Regions from separate parts of the Homo sapiens genome. Here all the other regions are linked to region 2. A link is a contact called in ENCODE Hi-C or POLR2A ChIA-PET data. All regions are on one chromosome and are shown on one strand. The core of a region is the stretch at or near the end of the contact, and the rest is flanking DNA. Distances in the headings are between cores, read along the strand shown. Region 1 has its middle 130 kb from the start of COL6A3. Region 2 has its middle 98 kb from the start of COL6A3. Region 3 overlaps COL6A3 (collagen type VI alpha 3 chain).

Region 1 (4,272 bases), core at 717-3,216, 36 kb after region 2:
GAGCCTCTGAGTTTTCCAACTGTGGTGTGGGTTGTTTGGATCTGTTGATTTTTAAAATGTTTTAATTCACTTTGTGCTTTGATTTTATGTAGACAGGGAGATGGTCATTCTCCGAATATTCTGATTTTCCATTTGAAAATAATTACTATTGTGCAAAGATGGTAAAGCTAAATTATTTCAACAAACCAATTAGAATATCCATTTTATGAACTGTTCTCTATTTTGGAAGAAAAATGAATTAAAACAAGACTAACATCAGGAAACTTTTCACATAACACATATTTATTACACACCCTCTGAACGAAGACGTTGTATTGGGCCCCAAGGCTCCCAGCCACTGAGCTCGTCGTGGCCTGTGGGGGCTGATTTGTCATCCAAGCCAAGATAGACATGGTTCCTGTCGTCATGGAGCTTGTCTCAGAGGAGAGGCATTGATCAGAAATGAAGTGGATTCATTAAGGGGGCCAATATTCGTTCAGGGTTAGCTCCACTCATTCCTGCCTGACCCCTGAGCCAGGAGGGGCTGAGAGATGCCCCAGATGGTGTTACCGAAGTAAAAAGGCGAACAAACATTTTAGGAAGCTTTTAACATGGGTTGAAACAAATTCAGTTAACCAGAAACCCATTCCCAATTTAATCCAGTTAATTGAGGTGTTATACAAACCCAAATATGCTTTTTGGGGAACGTCTGTATTTGCAAAGACGTCAGTGGTATATTTCCTTTGACCTGAAAACCTGGTGAGGTTGGTAACACAAGAATTGTTGGTCCTTATTTTACCATTAAGTAGAAACATGGCTTCTGAGTATTTCCTGTGTGCAGAGCCCTGTTTTCCCTGCGATGGGGTTTTTAAAAAATTGACATGAAAATGATTGGCCTTGATTACAACGTTAAAATGAAGAAGTTTCAGTAAATTCAAGTGCACAGGATGTACATTTTCCAGAGGGAGGTCCTCAGAGCCGAGACAGATCTAAGCAGCCTCAAGTGGCCACTGGGCTCAGCGTGGCCTGTGGGGGCTTATTTGTCATCCAAACCAGCGGTGTGGGTGGCTGAAGAAATTCCCACAAGCTGCAGACCACGGTTGACTCTCATGGTTTTTATTCGGTACTACGGAAGGCATTTCCTCCGAGATGATTCACTGGGGAAATTTGATATACTGTGGGGTGATGGGGCTGGTCTCTGACATTTTCATTACTGTATTAATTTTGTGTCCTCCCGACTCCTATCGGCTCCCACACGTACACAGCTGGCTATTGTTTCCCTTCATTCCAAACATGTATAACGTTTATTTTAAAAAAAACTCCAGAGCAGAAATTTACATCAATCCCTTTAAAATTCCATTCCGTTCGTTTTGGCCCGCTCTTCCAGTTTCCCACTCTGTGAATGAGCGACTTTGAGGGTGAAGGCCTTTGCAGTCCAGACTCTGCAGCTCTGTGTCACTGGGGTCCCACCATGTCACGAGCTTCTTTGCAGGTGCCCACGCGAAATGCAGACAAGACTCCGCCCAAGGTTCCAACAGACCGTCAATGAGTGGGGACAGCAGAAATCACAGGGACAAAGTTCACTTCTTATTTTTTTCTGCAATGTGTAGTGAAGTTTTTGTCTGAGAACAGATGACCATGTGGACAGCCAGCCCTGTACGGACTCCAAAGCTGGTGTTTGGAATGAGGGGCTTTGGCTTGCTGGCTTCCGTTGTGTCCTCTGTCCCCAACAAGCCATAGACCTTTTGTCTCTTTCCATGGATCCCCTTTCACCTGGCAGCGGAGTCCCTGCTGCCACCAAATGCAGACCCCCAACCTGTGTTCTGCGTCTCCCTCTGTCTCCTAAGCACCTTGACTCTACAAGTGTCTCCGTCTTTTGTAGCATCAGCATCTGTCTTCTGTGTCCTTCCCATCAGCCACATACTCCTTCATAGCTTTCGTCCTAAAACAAACAAACACCACCACCAGCAAGCTTCTTGAACTCCACAGATTACCCAGCTCCCTCTCGTTTCTCAGCTCTATGTCTCAGCCAAACCCCTCCTTCTAGCCTCTCTATAAACTGCTGTCATCAGGCTCTGACCCCACGGAAATGTCCTTTTGCCCCACCATCAGTATGCTCCATGCTGTGACTCTGTCCTCATCTTACCTAAGCTACCCTTGGTGGGCTTTAGTACCCTTGGCCTCCTCTAAAACCTTTCTTCTCCCAGCGTCCATGACTCCATGCTCTCCCGGTTTTCCCCAGAGTGGGAAGCCTTCCATCCTATTCACAGCAAAGCCCTGCCAGCTCTAGTCCAGGTCCGTCTCTGCTCTCACCTCCCTCTCCCCATCCTGCCTGGTGTCCCCTGACTTGGAGGGAGCACATGTGCTTGTTGCTATGGTGCAGGGTGGACTGCCAGGGAGGTAATGGTGGAGCCCAAAGAGCCTTCACATCTGAGATGCAGCAGGAGATAAAATGAGAGTGTTCCCCAGCTCCAATCTAAAGTAAAAATGTTACAGCAAAGGGCCTGGGATTTAGGTATGCCAATACAGGTTACAAATGTAATATGTGCTATGAAGCGAAGGCTCTTTCCATATTTAAATACACTACAAAACAATTCTGAAAGAATGTGACTAGGTTATATTCAAAACGATAGTGCAGGAGGCATCCCTCTTTCTTTAAAATTGCTTGCTTGAAGGTAGGTCATAAAATGAATCACTGGTCAGCATTTTGGCAGCCATGCTGGGGCTATGCTCCCGGGCACTGGCCTCATTTGCCTCCTTTGGAAACGAGTTGCAACTTAACTCAAGCCGAGCCAGGCAGCCTGTTAGCAATTATAATGCAATACTACAAGATTCATATCCTGTTAAGGGACTTTAAAAATCAGATCATCACTCAGAAAGCCTAGCAGTCAAGTCAGAGTTGTCAGAGCAAAATGGAACAATCAAAACCCCAGAGCGAAGCTTTGTAATTTTGTAGCAGGACAAGCCGCAGACAAATCCCCTCAGACACGGAGTTAAAGAAGGAAGGGCTTCATTTGGCCGGGAGCTTCCGCAAAACTCACGTCTCCAAAAACCGAGCTCCGCAAGTGAGCAATTCCTGTCCCTTTTAAGGGCTTAGAACTCTAAGGGGGTCCACGCGAGAGGGTTGTGATTGATTGAGCAAGCAGTGGGTATGTGACTGGGGGCTGCATGCACCGGTAATCAGAACGGAATGGAACAGAACAGGACAGGGATTTTCACAGTGCTTTTCCATACAATGTCTGGAGTCTATAGATAACATAACCGATTAGGTCAGGGGTCGATCTTTAACCAGGCCCAGGGCTCGGCGCCGGGCTGTCTGCCTGTGGATTCCATTTCTGCCTTTTAGTTTTTACTTCTTCTTTCTTTGGAGGCAGAAATTGGGCATAAGACAATATGAGGGGTGGTTTCCTCCCTTAATTTAGTTCACTGAACAAACTGGAAAAAGTGAGCCCGTTTCAACAGATACGATGAATTTGTTAAGTTTGTATTACTCTCACCTTTAACAATAAAAATCTTCAGCTTTTTACTAAAAATGTATGGAGAGAATATTCTAGATTCTATCACACGTTAGGACTGACAGATGAGAGATCTACAGCACCACACGGTTATTAAAATGATGAATGTGAGTAGAAAGCCACCATTACCCTAAACACAGCACAATGGTGGCAGTTTTCCTCTTGCTTAGGCATTTGGTAGATGGAGAAAATGAAAAGCTGGGTCAAAGTGTACATTTTTTTTTCTGTCAACATACATGCTTTTTATTGTGGCAAAGAATATTATACATGGCATAAAATTTACCACTTTAACCACTTTTGAGTGTACAATTCAATGCATTAAATATTCATATATTTTTTTGAAACTTTTATTTTAGGTTCAGGGGTACATGTGCAGGTTTTTTATATAGGTAAACTCATGTAATGGGAATTGTTGTAGAGATTATTTGGACACCCTGGTACTAAGCCTAATACCCAAATTTTTAAAAATTCTCTCCCTCCTCCCACTCTCCACCCTCAAGTAGGCTCCAGTGTCTGTTGTTCCCCTCTTTGTGTCCATGTGATCTCATCATCCCACTTATAAGTGAGAACGTGCGGTATTTGGTCTTCTGTTCCTGTGGTATAGTTTGCTACAGATAATGGCCTCCAAAAGACATGATCTCATTCTTTTTTATGGCTGCATAGCATTTGACGGTGTGTATGTACCACATTTTCTTTATCCAATCTGTCACTGGTGGGCGTTTAGGTTGATTCCATGCCTTTGCTATTGTGAACAGTGCTGCATTGAACATTTGTGTGC
Region 2 (3,896 bases), core at 1,235-3,734:
TGTACTTTAATGTGATGGAAAGCCATTGGGAGCTTTAAGCCGGGCAGTCCTGGGTGTGACATGTGATTCTTTGAGGAGGCGGGGTAGTCAATCAAAAATTCTGCCATGCGTATTAGAACTTAGGATGCTATTGAACTTTGAAGCGGTGATATGAGGAAGACAGTTGAAGTTCAGAGGAGAGGGTGGGGCTAAGGATATACATTCAGCAGTTTGGAAATATACCATATTCGAAGCCTAGATTTATGGTGCGATTTCATTGCTTGAGAGTATAGATGAAGAGGGACAGGGAGTCAGGAGAGGCCTGTCTGTGCCCTGGCGGTTAGAGGTTGAGCAGAGAAGACAGGCTTGGTGAAAGAGGCTGAGGAGGAGTGTTTGTAGAAATAAGAAGAGAATCAGTAGAGACAGGTGTCATGCAAGGACAGCGTTGGCAGAAGCTGTGTCAAAATGAACAGAGCAGTCACCTGTGCTGAATGCTGCTCATGGTTTAGAAAACAGAGAGCAGGAAGGAGAGAGTATTCTTGGGGCTGTGGTATGTAGTGAGTTAGGATGCTCTCAGCAGCCAGGAACTGAAACCCCATCTCGCATTGGCTTAGATCACGAAGTCACTGGTTGTCCCCATTTCACAGAAATCCAGAGCACAGGCTGTGGGAGGAGTCAAAGATGCCATCAAGGACCCAGGTTTTCCCATCTCTCTGGACTATTTTCAGCTTGGGCCCCACTCTTAGGCTAGTAACAAGTCTCATGTGGACACAATGATATTTAAAGGAAGAAGGAAGACCATCCTTTCTGTGGCTTTTCTCCAGAAAGCTCCCTGGCAGATGTCCCCTGGCAGTCCATTGGTTGGAAATGGGTTGCATGCCTCTAAGCCAATGTTGGGAATAAGAATAGAATCCGTGGATCACCTGAGGTCAGGAGTTTGAGACCAGCCTGGCCAACATTGTGAAATCCCGTCTACTAAAAATACAAAAATTAGCCATGCATGCGTGGTGGTGCATGCCTATAATCCCAGCTATTTGGGAGGCTGAGGCAGGAGAATCACTTGAACCCAGGAGGTGGAGATTGCAGTGAGCCCAGATCATGTCACTACACTCCAGCCTGGGTGACAGAGCAAGACTTCGTCAAAAAAACAAAAAACAAAAAACAAAAACAACCGGAACCCCTGTTAGGTTAATTAAGCCCACCCCTGTGGAGAGACGCGGGAACCTGAGGGCTGTGGTGGGGAGGATATGGGAGGACTGCGTTCATCACTGCTCCCGTATAAGTTCATGTGTATGCAGCCATGACACACAGTCATCAGTGACATTTAAGAGTCTGTAGTTCACCCTATATAGGCATAGGTATAGGCATCACCTTCCCTACTAACTCCCTTGACAGTTTCCAAAAGAGGCAAAACAACAGAAACAAAGCTTTCTAGTTTTTGTTTAAGGGAAGCACTTAAAGTAATAAGACTTAATGACACGTAAAGTCTATTGTGGTTTCCTCACTGTGGGACAGGAAAACTGGGTCCTTATGTGACTGTCAACCTGACTGCCTCAACTAGACATGACTTTGCTGACTGTCTAGATTTGAATGTTGGGGGTCTGTGCCCATCATCCTAACCACACTTTTTTCCTGTCTTCTTCATTTGCTGGTGGCCTTCATTAATTCCTGGGCCAGGTCTAATGCTTGTGACCTAAGACAGTGATTTGGAAAACAGTACGAAGATTGAGTACAAGTTTAGGGCTGTGCAGAAGGACCTCAAGAGTGTCTCTATCTTTGTTTTTCTGTGAGGCAAAAGAGGACTTTGGCAATAGATTGCCTGGCCCTTATCTATACACAATGAGTCGTTTGTTGAATTTCCCACCTCATGGGGCGGGGGAACGAATGCTACTCAGTGTAAGATGCAACTTCAGGATAAGAAAGATAAATATTAACCGTTTCCAGAAAAAACTTATGCGTGTTTAATGATATTCAGAATAAAGGTCTCAAATTAGAATATATTCTAATTCTGTTTTATTCTATTCTATTCTAGTCTGTTTTAGAATATATTCAGAAAACTGTTTCTTTCCACGAGGTTGCCCTGGGAGAAGCTTGAGCTGAGGCCTGAGTCTGCTTAACATCAGGCTGTAACCAGCTGGCCAAACAGCTTTGATTTGTGAAGTCAGTGTCTGAGGGGAATTTATATGAGTGGCTCTAGGGTCTCTGCCACAAATAAATCACACAGGGACCTCTTTTCCTGAGACGACCGGAATGCAATGGAACAATCGGCTCAAATCCCTGTACTTATTTGAATTTCAATATAAAAATCCATTTTCACCTACAGCACGTTCATAAGCAGATCTCTGTTAGTTCACTTGCCCCTGAAGAGCTCTCTAGGATGGAAATCCGTTCCTGTCCCAGGATCCATGCTCCTGTCCCTGTGGCCATGTGATCTGAATTTCTCTTGCCTTTTAAGGAAACAGGCTCTGCTGCTGGCCTTGGTTCAGCCGCTGCATTCCAGCCTGCACACATGGAACGCATTGCCTGCCACTGAGCAGGACAGCCTCGCCAGCGTGGCAGAGAGCAGCACTAAAAATAGCGGGGTGCAGCTCAGCAGGCTCTGCCGCGCAGCCTGGCTGTCTTCTGTGGAAGTGGAGGCACTGTCTGCGGAGCCTCATCAGGACTCAGCTGATTCCCTTGTTTGGCTGAAGTTGTTACTCAAACCCCAACCCAAATTAATTGTTGATGTACAGAGAAAGGGCACCATTCTGGAGCCTCTCGGGGTCACTCCCTTTGTGACCTCCCTGAGCACAAGGCTTAGGCCTCCTTAGGCTCCAGGAGCAGGAGTGGGATTCTCACTAGACAATTTCAAAGTGGGTTGAATGTGTGATAACAGGGGATGTATTGGCAGCCAGGGCAGCCACTGCGATGGTGGCTCAGAGACCCCCCTCAGCCTCAGTCCCTTGGGGTCCTTTTGGAGCTCACGGAGCATACTTGGTCTAGGTGGAGTCACAGTCTTGTGTCTTCAAGGGCTGGGTGGGTCTCTTGGGCAGAGGAGGAGCAAAGCACTAGGGACTGCTGGGGCTTGAGGCAAATAAGGAAGAGGTGTCCATTCTAAAGGCATTGGGGTTTGAAGACTTGAATACACTCCTGCCAAATAAACGTCTTCTGGGCAACTCTGGCCCTTGAGCCACCAGCTTGCAATCTCTGGTTTAGAGGCACTGAGTTAAATGCACCTCTAAGTACATGTTTCTGTGTCTGGTCTTCTGTAGAGTGCTGCGCAAAGCTTCATCTGGCCTGGGAATGAATGCCCTTGCCCTTGACCAAAAGATCATTGAATGTGACCCCAACAGAAAGACTGTACAGATGACAGACCTAGGTTTTATAGTGAATGCATAGGTGTTTCGGCGTGAGAGTGGCCGGAGTTGTCTGAAGGTCCGGTTGTGTTAAGTAGCCTGTTTCTATGAAGAATAAGCAGAGTTCTTGACACAATGCAGATGCGCGTTCTGGATGTGCTGCTGAACCAGTGCCATGAGGAAAGAGGAGACCAAGCTTTATTAGGCACCAGATGCCGAGGAAGCTTCCATAAATGGAGAGCCTGAAGAAAGGAGCTTCTAGAAGGAATGCTTCAGACCAGGTCCTCCAGCTCCAACTGGCCTTGGAGATTTGGCCTATACTGGTCATCATCCTATCTGGTAATTAAAAAATCCAAGCAGATCCAAGAACAATCATGCTGGCACGGGCGTACGTGTAAGTTTTAATGTCTGGTAACCATTTTGGTGTGTAGTTAGCAAGCAATGGTCTGTGCTATGGGATGTGCATCCACAAGGATGAATGCATTAGAGTTTCTGTCTCTCTGGCCTAGCAGGGGAAACAGATGTATAAACAATGACTGCTGTGCAAAATGATAGGAGCTTTGATGAAGGCATGCGTGCCAT
Region 3 (3,883 bases), core at 488-2,987, 40 kb before region 2:
GTCTGTAGCAGAATAGCTCCTTGTATGCCTAATCCTCAGTCTTGTTGAATAAATGCTAAAGTCAAAGTGATGTGAATGATCTTTCTGAAGCCAACCAAAAGCTTCCAAGGTCCTCGGGCACAGACAGCATCTGCCTTGTAGCTGGGAGAAGACCAGTGGTGTAGAAGTTTGTAACCTCTCAGAGGAAATTCAGGATGCTGGTGGGTGCCTAGGGGAGGTCTCTGCTCAGAAATGAACAGAGCACAAAGGCTGCAAGCTGGGGCTGGGTGCTGGGAACTGGGCCCTCAGCCACGCCCTGAGGGGCAGTGGCTCGTTCGGCCCGGCACTTGGGCCAGTAGAGTTCGCTGGGGTGAGGGGCTTTCAAAAGGAGCGACTCACCAAAATCAAATTGATGGACTATGGGCATCATTTTGCTTTGAAAATTCAGAAGAAAATAGAAATTTTGAAAATATCATTTTAAAATGTTTGAGCACTATTTATTTATTTATTTTTAATAAATTGTAAAGACCTGGATCAACTGCTTGGAAGTGAGCATTATTTTTGAATAATGCTATATAATGAAAAAGAAGCTATATAATGAAAAAGAAGAAATACTCATCAAATGTTACAATGGGCTATTACAACTCAGCGTGTGAGCAGAGCCAAAACTTGGTTTCATGAAATGACTTAAAATTGAGTAGTTCATACAATTAATTTCAATTCTACACACAAGGTAGAAACTGGATTTGAATTCGGTTTCAGTCACGGGCTCTTGAGGACTCAGTTCTTCCTTTTGTGGTCTAATGGCCTGCTATCCCTTCCCTTAGGACCACAGTGCCAGGCTCAGGCCAAGCTGAAATGTGTCCCTCCCACTGGGCTTCAGCATGCCTACATCCCCTTTCTAGAGTCTCCGCAGGCGGCCTCTGGCCTGAGCAATGTATCACTGAGTGCTGCTGGACTCTCATGGAACTCTAGCATGTCTCTTTTGGGAGGGGCCAGGCCAGATTGTTGGTTTGTAGAGGAGAACAGTGTCCCCTTGTCTCAAATTTTCCATGGAAGGTGGCCAAGATCTTCCGCTGAAGCAGGTGGCATTACAGCGAATAATGGCAAACTGGTCACCGCAGATCACTGGGCTGGTCCATTGGAAGTGGAGAGTGAGGTTCCTAGGTTGATGTAGCAGATGACTGAGCCCCACAACAGAGCTAGTCGGTCACAGCCTCTGCAACACCAACCCTAACTTTGCAAAGACCGCCTGGGACATTCATAAAGTCCCACCCCAAACCTTTCTACTGCTGAGGAAACAATTTTGAGGTGGAAATTAATGGATTACTTGTGAAGTAAGCCCACATGTTTGAACTAAAGGTCACCTCTGGAGCATCCAGGAAGATGTTGCCAAGTCGTGAGCCCTACCTAAGTACACGAGACGTTTAGGTGCACATGTGTGTGCTTCAGATATTTTACTTAACCGAGTGTGTGTTGTGTTTGGCCGGGATCACTTGGAGAACCTGGGACTCCCTTCCATTATAATTAATGTATTTCATGACTTCTCAGTACAGTTGGGAAGGTGGAAGAAAAATAGACAGGTTGACATTCCCTTTTCACATTCCTCATTTGAAACTGGCTGGGATCGTGCAGCCAAAAGGAGTCATTATTTTGCTTGGCAGGTCTGCAGTAATTCTCAAAACTTCCATTGGGTGATTAACAGGAGCAGCAAGGAAGCAAAACTTCACCCGGATGAGGGTGGAGGAAGGGTGTCTGTGTGTGCGAGTTTCCCCAGGGCTGATGAGGTGTGGTTTCTGGTTCTTGGCACGATGTGGGTGCTTGGGAAGATTCCCCTGAGTAACCGCAGAATAAGAGGGTGAAGTCTGAAAGAGCTCTAGGCCCCATGCCCAGCGTCCCATGCTCCCCCTCACAGTTTGTGGGACTTTTTCTTCCACAGGGTGGCTTTGGCCGAAGGGGACCCCCCGGAGCTAAGGTGAGCCTCATGCAGTGCCCCCTGGAGACTCTCTTCAAACAGCCCAGATGCCGCCCAGCCCAGGAGTGAAAAACACTCTCTCCTGTGAACCCAAAGCTTCGGAGACAGATACCAATCAATTTAGAAAGTTGATTTCGCCAAGGTTAAAGACATGCCCGTGACACAGCCTCAGAAGGCCCTGATGACACCTGCCCAAGGTGTTCGGGGCACAGCTTGGTTTTACACATTTTAGGGAGACATGAGACATCAATCAATATGTGTGAGATGTACATTGGTTCGGTCCAGAAAGGTGGGACAACTCGAGGCAGGGGAGGAGGCTTCCAGGTCATAGGTAGATAAGAGACAAAAGGTTGCATTCTTTTGAGTCTCTGATTAGCCTTTCACTGAATACACAGTTTACCAGAACAGTCACCTATGCCTTAGTTAGGCTTAGTGAAAAACAGGGCGAAGGAAGCAATTGGATATGCCTTTGTCTCCCATGAGCAGAGGGATGACTTTCAGTTCTGTCTGTCCTTTGTCCACAAGGAATTTCCCTGTGGGCAGAATGTGAGGGAGGTATTCAGCTTAAAAAAAAAAAAATCTGGCCAGGACGGTGGCTGATGCCTGTAATCCCAGCACTCTGGGAGGCTGAGACAGGCGGATCACCTGAGGTTGGGAGTTCGAGACTAGCCTGACCAATATGGAGAAACCCCGTCTCTACTAAAAATACAAAATAGCCAGGCGTGGTGGTGCATGCTTGTAAGCTTGTAATTCCAGCTACTCAGGAGCCTGAGGCAAGAGAATCACTTGAACCCGGGAGGCAGAGGTTGCAGTGAGCCAAGATCATGCCATTGCACTCCAGCCTGGGCAACTAGAGTGAAACTCCATCTCAAAAAAAAAAAAAAAAATTCTTTGTAGCTATCTTATTTAAGAATAGAATGGGAGGCAGCTCTGTCTGATGCAGTTCCCAGCTTGACTTTTCCCTTTGGCTTAGCGATTTTGGGGTTCTGAGATTTATTTTTCTTTCATCCTCCTTGGGCTGTTCTGGCTCCCGAGGCTCTGTCAGCCGTCTCCTTAAACAGCCTCTTCTGCAGAGTCTAGAGAAAATGGTGCCCAGTGGGGACTTGGGGTCCAAGTGCAGGAAACATGACTGAGGCAGTAGTGTCCCGGGCGGGCGCCTCTTCCAGAACGTGCTCACCTATCTGGCCATCAGCAACCCGCAACTTCCCGGTGTCTCGGTCCTCTGCTTTAGGTCTAAATGATCCCTGTTTCACAAAGCTGTCCGAGGAGAGGTGAGGCAAGAGTGAGGAACAATTGTAGAAGTGCAGGGAGACAGCTGGCTCCTGTGCTCAGTGTCTCACCTGGGGTTACCGCTTTGATCATCTGTTACCTCTGGAAGAGCTGAGTTTTCCCTGGTTGCTTTCCAAGTCCCTGGCCCAGAAATGACTGTAGAGCAAAGAGCTGACATTGACAGGAACCATCCTGACTCCTCCCTGCATCTTCTCTTATTTCAAAGGGCAACAAGGGCGGTCCTGGCCAGCCGGGCTTTGAGGGAGAGCAGGGGACCAGAGGTGCACAGGTGAGTGCTTCCGTGTGTGACTGTGTGCCCTCTGATATTTCACAAATCATTTAAAAAATGATTGGGTGGCATTTATATCCGGAAAGTTAACCATTTTAAAGTGAACAATCCAGTGGCATTTGGTACTTCCACAATGCTGTGCAATCATCACCTCTATCTAGGTTCAAAACACAGTCTCGAAGGAGACCTGTACCCATTAGCAGTCACTCCCCATCACCCTCCACCCCGAGTCCCTGGAAACCACTAATCTCTCTCTCTTTATGGATTTGCCCACTATGGATATTTTGTATAAATGGAATCATTTACTAGGCAGCTTTGTGTGTGTGGCTTGACGGAGCATCATGTTCTTGAGCTTCATCCACATTGCAGCA

Evidence for each region. Hi-C counts contacts between places; a loop is a spot of excess contacts on that map. ChIA-PET counts read pairs that join two places held with the same protein, here RNA polymerase II (POLR2A). Pooled maps may share reads with other maps.
Region 1: a loop to region 2 is called in a map of IMR-90, with 2.5 times the contacts of the local background. The contact joins two enhancer-like sites. A Hi-C loop is called at or near these places in 19 of 168 maps with a recorded cell type or tissue (HepG2, IMR-90, Right ventricle myocardium inferior and 9 more) and 18 of 50 pooled maps. POLR2A ChIA-PET finds 5 or more read pairs at or near these places in 6 of 52 experiments (AG04449, AG04450, BJ and 3 more).
Region 3: a loop to region 2 is called in a map of posterior vena cava, with 1.9 times the contacts of the local background. The contact joins two enhancer-like sites. A Hi-C loop is called at or near these places in 1 of 168 maps with a recorded cell type or tissue (posterior vena cava) and 1 of 50 pooled maps. POLR2A ChIA-PET finds 5 or more read pairs at or near these places in 2 of 52 experiments (PC-9 and Panc1).

Annotation. Positions count from the first base shown.
Region 1 is chr2:237,277,250-237,281,521 of GRCh38, reverse strand. No RefSeq gene overlaps it. Among named protein-coding and RNA genes, the nearest start is that of COL6A3, 130 kb to the left of the region's middle. Within about 2 kb of position 1,966, at least 11 of the 41 ENCODE cell types and tissues checked have a DNase peak (open chromatin) inside an H3K27ac peak, as active enhancers do; they include IMR-90, ascending aorta, gastrocnemius medialis and 3 more, where a contact is called at or near this core.
Region 2 is chr2:237,313,964-237,317,859 of GRCh38, reverse strand. No RefSeq gene overlaps it. Among named protein-coding and RNA genes, the nearest start is that of COL6A3, 98 kb to the left of the region's middle. RefSeq lists enhancers at 2,030-2,630, 1,230-3,896. Within about 2 kb of position 2,484, at least 26 of the 41 ENCODE cell types and tissues checked have a DNase peak (open chromatin) inside an H3K27ac peak, as active enhancers do; they include IMR-90, ascending aorta, gastrocnemius medialis and 3 more, where a contact is called at or near this core.
Region 3 is chr2:237,352,970-237,356,852 of GRCh38, reverse strand. It overlaps COL6A3 (collagen type VI alpha 3 chain), which reads left to right. Exons shown (of 44, transcript NM_004369.4): 24 at 1,919-1,954; 25 at 3,450-3,512. Among named protein-coding and RNA genes, the nearest start is that of COL6A3, 59 kb to the left of the region's middle. Within about 2 kb of position 1,737, at least 4 of the 41 ENCODE cell types and tissues checked have a DNase peak (open chromatin) inside an H3K27ac peak, as active enhancers do.